2 separate regions of the Homo sapiens genome follow, and region 1 is linked to region 2. A link is an interaction called in ENCODE POLR2A ChIA-PET data of the cell type or tissue named here. Cell type or tissue: HepG2. All regions are shown on one strand. Links, peaks and the distances in the headings refer to the core of each region. The heading gives the core; the rest is flanking DNA.

What was found. ChIA-PET counts read pairs that join two places held together with the same protein. Peaks named below come from ENCODE experiments on the same cell type or tissue, not always from the same donor. Only the 100,000 strongest peaks of a DNase experiment are listed, where the experiment ranks them.
Region 1: POLR2A ChIA-PET joins it to region 2 with 6 read pairs; 4 of 35 experiments call an interaction of 5 or more read pairs at or near these places.

The regions. Positions count from the first base shown.
Region 1 is chr20:38,292,416-38,297,789 of GRCh38, forward strand. No RefSeq gene overlaps it. Among named protein-coding and RNA genes, the nearest start is that of BPI, 9.1 kb to the right of the region's middle. In HepG2, for the core only: no CTCF peak of the experiment used is centred there; no DNase peak of the experiment used is centred there; H3K27me3 peaks cover 917 bases.
Region 2 is chr20:38,423,771-38,429,144 of GRCh38, forward strand. SNHG17 (small nucleolar RNA host gene 17) reads right to left here. Exons shown (of 8, transcript NR_185934.1): 4 at 2,649-2,733; 5 at 2,165-2,282. SNORA71B (small nucleolar RNA, H/ACA box 71B) reads right to left here and starts at 1,560; the gene lies at 1,425-1,560. SNORA71A (small nucleolar RNA, H/ACA box 71A) reads right to left here and starts at 3,673; the gene lies at 3,536-3,673. RefSeq lists an enhancer at 2,271-2,570. In HepG2, for the core only: no CTCF peak of the experiment used is centred there; a DNase peak (open chromatin) is centred at 2,479.

The DNA of each region.
Region 1 (5,374 bases), core at 63-5,062, 130 kb before region 2:
GGCAGCAGCTTCGGGGCACGAGGAGCGACTGTTCACTCCTTGGGGAGCTTGCAGCACAGGGCAAGGTGCACAGTAGGCACTTGGTGGCTGGCAGGGCCCTCTGGGGCATCCTATGGGTGAATATCTTGCTGAGCCCATGGAAGGCCCATGTCAGAATCCAGTAATGTGCTGGGGAGGCGAGCTGGGGTGGGGTTGGAAGTGGTGCTCACCAGCCCAGCCAGGGTTCCTCTTAAAAGTCACAGTGCTCGAAGCCAGTACAGTGCCTCACCCCTTTTTATGCCCTCACCTGGCTCATCTCCCATCCATTAGTCCTCAAGGTACATCTGTGAGTCCCATGGGTCAGGTAGTGGGTGCAATGGGAGGAGATGAGGGTGTGGACTTGTCCTCAGATCTACCTCTTAGTACCTATGAGAAGTCAGCAACCACCCTGACCCTCTGTGTCTTCATCTGTAAAATGCATATATTAGTCTCTTCTTTGGTGGAAAGGATTAAATGAGATGTTGCATATGGAGGCATGTGAGGGTTTTGTAAGTGCTCATTCTCCCTTTTGCCTCAGGAAGAAAGCCTCCACCTTCAGACTATCAGGCACCTGGGGACAGACCCCAGGACACTGCCTTTTGTGGCTCTTGCCACCCATGGTCACCTCAGTTACTCAAGCCACACATGCATGTTCGTGCATCCCCCACATATACACAGAAACTCACGGGCGTTATATCAACCAGGGTTCCTAGCTGCAAGCAACAGAAAGCAACCATGACTGACTTAAGCAGAAAAGGAATTTCTCAAAAGAATATTATTTGATTTATGGAATCACAGGAAATCATCCAGGTCTCTACCTGGAAGGCAGAATGAACCTTATTAAAATCAGTTGAGATGCGCACTTAGCATTGTGCCTTGCACAGAGTAACTGCTCAGGAAAGGTTATCCAATAATAATGAAAGCATGTCTTATGGTGTGACACCTCTGCTCAAAATCCTTTCATAGATCCAATTGTCTACCATGGAAACCCGGCCTCTGGGCTGTGGATACTTGTGATGGGAGAGGTGGTGCGGGCTCCGAATTCTTTCCAATAGTCTGCAAACCCGCAGAGCCATGAAGCATTGTCTGTAGGCCAGCACTCATCCTCCACCCCTCTGCCTGCTTCTCCGCTCTCCTAGTTCCTTCTCCCTCCTCTAGGAATTCAGCATTGCCACTCTGATTGGCTGGATTTTGGGACATTGATTGAGCCTTGTTTTCTAGTGGGCAGGAGGCTCTGTGTCTTAAAGGCCACTGGCCCAGCTGCCAATGAATCAGTACTTTGTTTCCCCAGGTAGAGTGGGGGCAGGGGGCAGGGAACGGGCAGGGCAAGTTTGGGGCATTCTGCTCCGAGGTCCCTCTAGCCAAACGTTATCAAATCTCATCCAACATGCTCCTGGCTCTCCATTTCAGATGTCTGTAAACTGGGGACTACAAAATGCAAATATGTTTAAGAGTTGCTAAATTTGCAGTGACTTTTTCTCAATCAGTGTTTTGCAAATCTAACTACTATCATAGGAAGACCTTTATACTTGAAAAACTTGGCGGGTCACTCACCACCCAGATCAAGACCAAAGCATGGCTGTCAGTGCCTTCGCTTAAACAGTTCTCTCCACCTGGCCTGCCCTTCTGCCATGCCCCTCCTAGGCCATCACAGATGCCAGCTCAGAGGGGCAGTTCCTGCTGGCTGCATGGTGTCCCACCTGGACTGTGTCACCAGCCTCTTCACAGCCTCTAGCCTTCGGTGCTCCCTACCTGACCACCCATACGTCTAGCAGGCAGACGGACGGGTCCAGAAATGCACACCTGGTCACCTTGATTGCACTGAGCCCTGCCCTGCAGTCAGTTACCTGGGTTTTCCACCAGGCATCCATTTAGCTTAGTCATCTTCCTCTGGGACAGTGGCCGTTTGATGGTGACAGACCTAGGCCCAGGTTTCTAAGAATCAGGAAGATGAAGCAACAGGGAAAGCAGGTTGACCCTCGCTTCCTTCCCCTTCCACAGGACGGTCCTGCCCCGGCTGACAGAGGAGGGGTGAGTCCTGCTGCTTCCTGGCCTGTAAGATGCCCCTCAAGGTCGGGCGTGGTGGCTCACACCTGTAATCCCAACACTTTGGGAGGCCAAGGCGGGCAGATCACCTGAGGTCAGAAGTTTGAGACCAGCCTAACCAATATGGTAAAATCTCATCTTTACCAAAACGACGACGACAACAACAACAACAACAACAAAATTAGCTGGATGTGGTGGTGTGTGCCTGTAATCCTACTCAGGAGGCTGAGGTGGGAGAATTGCTTGAACCTGGGAGGTAGAGGTTGCAGTGAGCTGGGACTGCACCACTGCACTCCAGCCTGGGCGGCAGAGGGAGACCCAGCCAAAAAAAATGCCCCTTAAGTTTCCCAGCCTGAATATATTCAGTCACCTGAGCCACTGAGAGGCTCCCCCGTGGCTCCAGTCAGTGGCAGGAGCTGGAAGTCTCAGGAGAGAAGGAAAACGGAACCCAAACCTTTGCAAACACTCAGACCGGCTGCTAAGTGCCACGCACGCGTTTGATCACACTGACTCCTCCGGCGAGCCCTGTAAGGCTGGCGTTACTATCCCACTTTACAGATGAAGGAACTGAAGGTGGCTGAGGTAGCGACCCTTCCTAATGGGTGGGAGTGGGATTGAACTGAGCCACACAGTCAGCATTTATCCCCCCAACAAAGAGTAATAACTGCCCCCGTGGCCCAGGCCTGGCTTGCCAAAGGCTGTACATTCTGTGTGGAATAAACCTAAGATGCTGTGGGAGGGAGGGAGTTCAGGGAAGGCTTCCTGGAGGACACGGTGCTGCATGCCAGGCAATGGGAAATGCATCTTCAAAGGCATGGAGGTGTGACAAAGTTTCACATGTTCAAGGTTATTTCTCTAAGTTAGTGTTTCTCGAGGGGTGGCATCAACTGGGAGCTTTCCAAGCCTTGTCACCTACCCTGTACTCAGGATCAGGGCGTGGGGCTTGCTTTTGGAAATCTGCGTGGTCATAAGCTCCTGGGTGGTTGTACTTGAAAGTGGCAGTGCGAGAACCAATGGGGTGGGATGTGGAGGGCCCTGTGAGCCTGTTAAGGAAGTGGGCCTTGCCCCTTGGTGATGTGAAGCAGAGGGGGGATGGTGCTGGTGTCGGCTTCAGAGAGATCTCTTTGGCAGGTGTAGGTGACCAGCTTGGAGCCTGGGCACCTGAGACAAGGCCGGAGCAGCCATCAGGAGGCCAGACAGCAGGAATCAAGGTCTGGACTTCAGAGTGGTCAAGAGGATAGAAAGAATAGAGAAAGAGAGAAGGCAGGCTTGAGGAGGGCTTCCAGGTTCCAGCTTTATGGAGGAGGCGAGAGGGGGCTGGGTTTGGAGAATTGGTAGAGCCGAGACAGCAGTGCAGCCCTTACACCCGGGCAGGTCAGGACCCCACAGGCCCTATGCCTCAGGGTGCCCCACACCTTAGAGTGCCTTCCTCAGAACTTTCTAGGTCCCACCTGGCACCTAGAACCAGCTAGGCATGGCAGTGTCATCCGTGTGGGCACCCCAGGCCCAGGGTCAGGCCCCGATCTGCTGTCTCATTCCTCATTTATTCTCTATGGGACACTTTACAGCCCTGGACCCTGAGGAAGGGGTCTGCCAGGTGCCCTGAGAGCTCTGGGACTCATCCTATGAAGTGTCCTGGGGCCCTGAGGCCAGGTCCCAGTTTCAGGAGGGTGCCTGGAGAGCTGATCATCCCTGCTGGCCAGCGCAATGTTACTTTGGTGGGGTCATGTGAAATTGGGCTGCCAGAATGGTCCTCAAATGCTGATTTGAGGTGACTCCAAATATTTGCCTGCCCAGGGCTCTGCCTAAGGACAGCCGTGGGTGCAGGGACACTTGCTGCTGGTTGGTATCTAGACACTGCCCTGATATCCCTGGGTGCCTTCCTGCTACCCTGGCCACCCCAGATGGGGTGACTCAGGTGAGGTCCTTGGGGAGGCCACCCTGGCACCCACTGGCCAGTGACTCCCACCTGCTGGCCTCTCCTCATGTATTACACCTCCACCTTAATCACACGGCCAACCGCAATATCCCCAGCAATAGGGCCATTTGATGTCGCATGATCTGCTGCACTGAGAAGAACGCAGCGTCGCTTCTGTGGTTTCCCTGCTCAGAGGGCACGACCTGAATCCAGTCCCAAGGAAACAACAGCCAAACCCAAACCGACAGACATTCTGCAAAGCAGCTGGGTTGTCCTCTCCAAAAATGTCAAGTCATGAAAACACTGAGAAACTGTTCCAGCTTAAAAGAGACCAAGAGCCTGGGCACAGTGGCTTACACCTGTAATCCCAACACTTTGGGAGGCTGAGGTGGGCGGATCATGAGGTCAGGAGTTCGAGACCAGCCTGACCAACGTGGTGAAACCCTGTCTCTACTAAAAATACAAAAATTAGCCAGGCATGGTGGCGCTTGCCTGTAATCCCAGCTGCTCGGGAGACGAAGGCAGGAGAATTGCTTGAACCCAGGAGGTGGAGGTTGCAGTGAGCCGAGATCTCACCACTGCACTCCAGCCTGGGTAGTAAGAGTGAAACTCCATCTCAAAAAAAAAAAAAAAAAGACCAAGAGACATGAGAAGAAACTGCAACAGGAGGTCCTATATTGGACCCTAGACCCATTCACATCATTATTGGTACCATTGGTGAAATGGGAATGGGGTCAGTGGATTAGCTGGTAATACTGTATGAATGTTTGTGCTGTGATAGGCCGGGCACAGTGGCTCACACCTGCAATCCCAGCACTTTAGAGGCCGAGGCGGGTGGATCACAAGGTCAGGAAATCGAGACCATCCTGGCCAACGTGGTGAAACGCCGTTTTTACTAAAAATACAAATATTAGCTGGGCATGGTGGCACGTGCCTGTAATCCCAACTACTTGACAGGCTGAGGCAGGAGAATCACTTAAACCCGGGAGGCGGAGGAGGTTGCAGTGAGCTGAGATCGCGCCACTACACTCCAGCCTGGTGACAGAGTGAGATTCTGTCTCAAAAAAAAAAAAAAAAAAGTGCTGTTTGTGCTGTGATTATGCAGGAAAGCATCCTTGTTTTTAGGAAATACAAACTAAAATATTATGCGTGCACTTACACCCAAATAATTCTGGAAAAATATTTACATATATATATGTATACACATATATATTCATATATAGATACATCTGTAAAGATAAGTGTAGTAAAACATTACTAACTTGGACAATCTGTGTGAGATAAATATAGGAATTTTTGTACGATTTTTGAAACTGTTCTGTAAGTTTGGTATTATTTCAAAATAAAAAATTGAAAGCAATTTTACAGTCTCAACAACCACAAATTATAATA
Region 2 (5,374 bases), core at 200-5,199:
AACAGACATGCTCATCGGCTTCACCATAGTAACCACTGTGCTATCTATATCTGTCCCATTATTCTATAACATCATGTTGTAAACTCAAATATAGACAATAAACATTTTAAAAACAGGTTGGGTGTGGTGGCTCACGCTTGTAATCCCAGCACTTTGGGAGGCTGTCCCAATTATTTGTATCACATAAGGCCAGGACTTCGAGACCAGCCTGGCCAACATGGTGAAACCCCATCTCTACTAAAAATACAAAAATTAGCTGGGCGTGGTGATGCACATCTTTAATCCCAGCTACTCGGAGGCTGAGGCATGAGAATCACTGAACCCAGGAGGCAGAGGCTGCAGTGAGCCGTGTTTGCACCACTGCACTCCAGCCTGGGCAACAGAGCAAGACTGGGTCTCAAAAAAAAAAAAATTAAAAAAAAAAGAAAAAAAGGATGCCAAGGCAAGAAGGCTTTTGGAGCAGGCCATGCCTGGCAGTGATCAGCACAGACCTGGGATGGGTAATGAACAGGTGGGGTGGGAGAGCCCCGCACCTACCATCTAGTGTGTAAGAGCTGCATTCATACATCTGACTATACCTATAGCATATTGTCTCCCCCGATTACTACTCTAGCCCTTGCCACCTTAATCTAAGGCCAGAAGGAAAATCCACCTCTGGTAGACCATGGACGCTCCTCACAGCCAGGACTGAAGGTGGACTGTAACAGCTGGCTTGTTCTAGGACATTTTTAACCCCAGCACTGCTCAATGGGATAAGCCTTGTCACCTTACAACAATGTGTCTTCTCATTTACTGTTTGTCCAGGTGCTACATGTCAGTTACCAGGCACCATGTGAAACAAGACAGAGGCACTGCCCTGAGGAAGCTCACAGCACAGTGGGCAGGAGAAGCAAACCAACAATTCCCAGACAGTGTGACCAGTGCTGAGAGGTGGGAAGGAGTGTGATGGGGAGGCAGAGAGAGCTTCTGGGGGGAGCTCTAGGAAGGGGTAACCACTACTGTGGCTCCAAAACTAGCTCAGAGACATAAACTCAGTGTGGCAGGTCCCTGCTTCACTGTCCTTTGACAGGAGCCTCTGAGTCCCATGCTAGGCACAAGGGACACTCAATGAACCATACAGCACCAGTGTATGGTAGATGCATGTAACAATAGCTTCTTAGGAAATGAGGGTTGCCATGTGGAGGTTACTGGGGGAAGGTGCTATATAATCTGCATGCATTTTACAAGTGGATGAGGTGCCCCCATCCAGCCCCCCACCACTAGACTGCTGACTGCCCTCAAGTTCCCCAGATAAACCCTGTTTCCTTCACTGGCTCCAGGTCTCTTCTCCGGCCTGTTGAACCTGGTGCCATCCCTAATGAGGTAAACAGGGGTCTGGCACGACAACCAGGTACCAGGAGGTAACATCACTGGTGAGAATAAAGGCATGTACGAAAGCTCCAGAGTTTGGAAGGGATAGGAGTGGACCCTTCAAACACGGGGAAGCGCTTTCATTGATTCCTCTCCCTGCACTATCAATGACCAGGGCAAAGGCAGCCCACGATCACTTTCGAATACAGGGACAAAATAGGGCAGTGAGTGAGTTGAGAGGGGAGGCACTGACAGCAGCTTAGGAAGGGCCCAAACTAAGAGACCTGGAAACAAGTCAGTGACCAGATTTGCAGCCTAGAATTGCAGCAGCTGCTTCTGATTCCCAAAGATTTCTAACATGGTTTGATTTCCCAAACTTTAGCATGAATACGAATCACCTGGAGACCATGTTAAGCCAGATTGCTGGCTCCAGATCCAAAACTTCTGATGTAGTAGGTTGGGACAGGGCTAAGAACTTGCACTTCTTACAAGTTCCCAAGTAATACTGATGGTACCTGGTTCTGGGACCACAGTTTGAGAACCACTACTCAAATGCTTCCCTCATAAGAGAATGAGATGGAAGATCAACTCTGGGTGAAATGTTGAGAATTCACTGGATTAGGAAGTCAGGGATTGTGTGATACTATCCACACGTCGGCCAGGCCTGGACTTACTATCCATAATCCCAGCACTTTGGGAAGCCAAGGTGGAAGGATTGCTTGAGCCCAGGAATTCAAAACGAGCCCAAGCAACATGGTGAGACTCCGCCTCTACAAAAAATTTCTAAAAATTAGCTGGGTGCAGCAGCACGTACCTGTGGTCCCAGCTACTCAGGAAGCTGAGGTGGAGGATCACTTGAGCCCAGGTCGAGGCTGCAGTGAGCCATCATTGCACCACTGCACTCCAGCCTGGGTGACAGAATGAGACCCTGCCTCAAAAAAAAAAAAAAAAAAAAAAAATCCATAAATCACTTCATAACAAGGATCGCCACCAAGTCCAGAGAAAACCACTAGCTAATTGCCTGCCTCCAAAATGCAGTACTCCTCCCACTTCAACAAACTATGCCAATCCACACTAGGATGACTCAGAGCCCAAGGGGAGCTCTGTAAGCCCCACCGTGATTCACACAGTGGAGTCGCAGAGTTCGAGGAAAAGAGGGTGTCACATGTCCCTGTGGGCCTCAGTGGAAGAGCAAGCAATGGGAAGCAGCCTCTGCCTCCCCTCTAGTGACCTCAAAGCCTTCGTCCTTGCGGCCTGAACACCAGTGCATTCTCTAGAGAAGCACCCAGGATTCATACCTTACAAGCACCGCAGCTCAGCCTCTTCTTGAAGACACGTCACCTGGGGCCACTGGGCACACAGGACAGAGGTCAGCTGACAATCCTGCAATGACAAGAAGCCACACATATCACTTCTTATAACACATTCCACTATCCAACATGTTCAACAGGAAAAAGCGACCTCTCAATCGGGGTGGGATGGGCTAGACGGCGGCTGCATCAGTGACTTCCCCTTGGTCCTCCCTCTCTAGCTTTATTCCTGATCTTACAACTCCACCCATTCCTCCAGGGGCAACCTGAGAACCAGTCATCCTCAGGGGAGCCCCAAAGGCCAGCACAAAAGGCAGAGGAATTAAGAGCTGGAATGGTGGCCAGTGAGTGACACCAATGCACACCTCAGAGGGTCGAGAGAACAGGCGAAACTCTTGGGTGGGAAGTGAGGGAAGTGTTTTGCCTCTCAGAACCCGGCTGTGCTCCCCTTGCAGCAATGAGCACTTTCTCTTTCTTACGACAAACCCTTCAGGACCCCCTATTCCAGGCCAATGACATGTAAAGATGTAAAGATGCTACCCTATCCTGTCCCCAAGTTACACATACACACACACACACACACACACACACACACACACACACGGGGTCAGCCCTGCTCACCCCAACCTCAAAGTCTCCCTCATGTTTATATGCCAATATTGCACTTATTCGAAACTGTGCTATCCACTGCGACACACCATGACTCATTACATATCACATTCCCTTCCTGATCTACCCCTCAGAACACAGAGCCTGGTTTCTGCAAAGAGAGGTCAAGCTGAGAAAGACTTAAGCATGATGCCCCCCCGCACTGACTTTCATGTGGCAGCCAAGCAAGCGCCGGACTCCTCAAGGGCTGGCAGGAGAGCAACAGGAGTTGTGTGAAAGCTTCAGGGTTCGGATGGGATAGGGTGGACCCTCCAAACACGGGGACAACCTCTTTCAGCGTTCCTCTCCCTGCACTATCAATGACCTAGGCACAGGCAGCCTATGATCACTTTCGGATGCAGGAGCAGAAACAGACAGGAGAGCCAGGAAGGGCAGGAGGATGGTGCCAGGGCCTGTGGGATGACCCAAGTCAGGGACAGTACAAGACTCCTGCAGCTGCCATCTGTCCTGTAAAATCCCATAAAACCTAACCACCAAGGGGAATCAAAGGGGAAACACCTCTGACAAAAGCCCTGGAAAAATCTGGGGACTAGAGAGCAGGATCATGGGGTCACGTCTGTAAAAATCAATTATGCCCTACCTTTGTTTTCTGTATCAGGAAATTGAGATTCAAAACAGGTCAGATGGCCCTTGGCTGGCATCTGGGAACTTGGCTCTCGGGATGTTCCTAGTCAACAGTTTACTGATCAGAACCGTTCACTGGACACAGTCTCTCCGTGCAAATAATGTGGCACAGGCACCTGTTTTCCTGAAAGTCTGGAATTTTGGTGCGTGCTAGGCAGGTGGTGTCTACATAACCAGATCCCAGTAAACACCCCGGGCATGGAGGCCCTACTGGGCTTCCCTGGGCAGAAACACTGCACACAGGCTGAATGCATTTTCACTGCTGAGGGGAGAATGGGTTCCATGTGATTTCTGAGAGAGGGAGGGAGCATGAGGAAGCTGGCACAGGGATTCCTCCAGACTCAACCTGCATCTTTTTTCCTGAATCATTTGGCTGTGTACCCCTACAATGTTGCTAGGTTAAATCTTAACCATTGATTACAACTGGAAAGAAATCCAGCCACTTTCCATTATGACATGCTGCTAATGCACTGCAGGAAAAGCCCCCAGCGCTCGCCCCAGGCAGCTCCCTGCAGGGGCCTCCTCCTCCACAGCCCCTGAAGGCACAGAAGGAGGGGCCAGCTCCAATCCAGCTTTCCCAGGGAAGAGGAGTCTGGATCTGGGAATCCATAGGACATGGCTCCTCTTCTCATCCTCACCTCTCCCTACGTCACCACCAAAGCACCAGAAAAAAAGGGGACGTGACTTTACAGGGTGCAAAAAGCCAAAATTCCAGAGATGGACAAGAAACCTTACCTCGGGCCCTGCGGTCTGCCACTCTCCTGCAACACCTCTCACTAAGCATCTCTACAGTGTTGCATAGATGCTGACTAAACCGTTCTTCTCACCTGAACAGCCATGACTTCTTTTAGGAATGAAATAGCAGCTTATCTCTAAGAAAGGGGCTAGAGAACTTCTAAGGCAGGGATGATATCCGCTTCATCTGTCAGGCCAACTGTTACTAAGTTCAAGAGGATGCTGGGGCCATGATGATCTTGGGATGTGCTGTTTCTCCAGCAGCGTCCAGCAAGCAGCTGGGGAGGTCGTGGGGAAGCCGTGCAGAGGCTGCTGCCGTAAATCCCTCAGTGATCTTCTCCCCTGCCTGTCTCTGGTCCTTGATTCCTTTCCCACAAGCTGGAGGGAAAATCCTCCCCATACAAGGGAAATCCTCCCCATACAAGGCTGGAGGGAAATCCTCCCCATACAAGGCCAAGGCCAACAGAAATGAGTTACCTCAGAATCCTGTGAAGGGGTGGAAAACACCAAATCTGCTCCCACCAATCCCACACAGGTGCTGACTCAGTATTTTTCTCCAACACCCCAAAATGTAATGAACCCGATCTCCTTACAGTGGAGGGACTCTCCCTTTCTCGTTTTTCTTTCTTGAGACAGGGTCTCACTCTGTTGCCCAGGCTGAGTGCAGTGGCATGGTCATGGCTCAC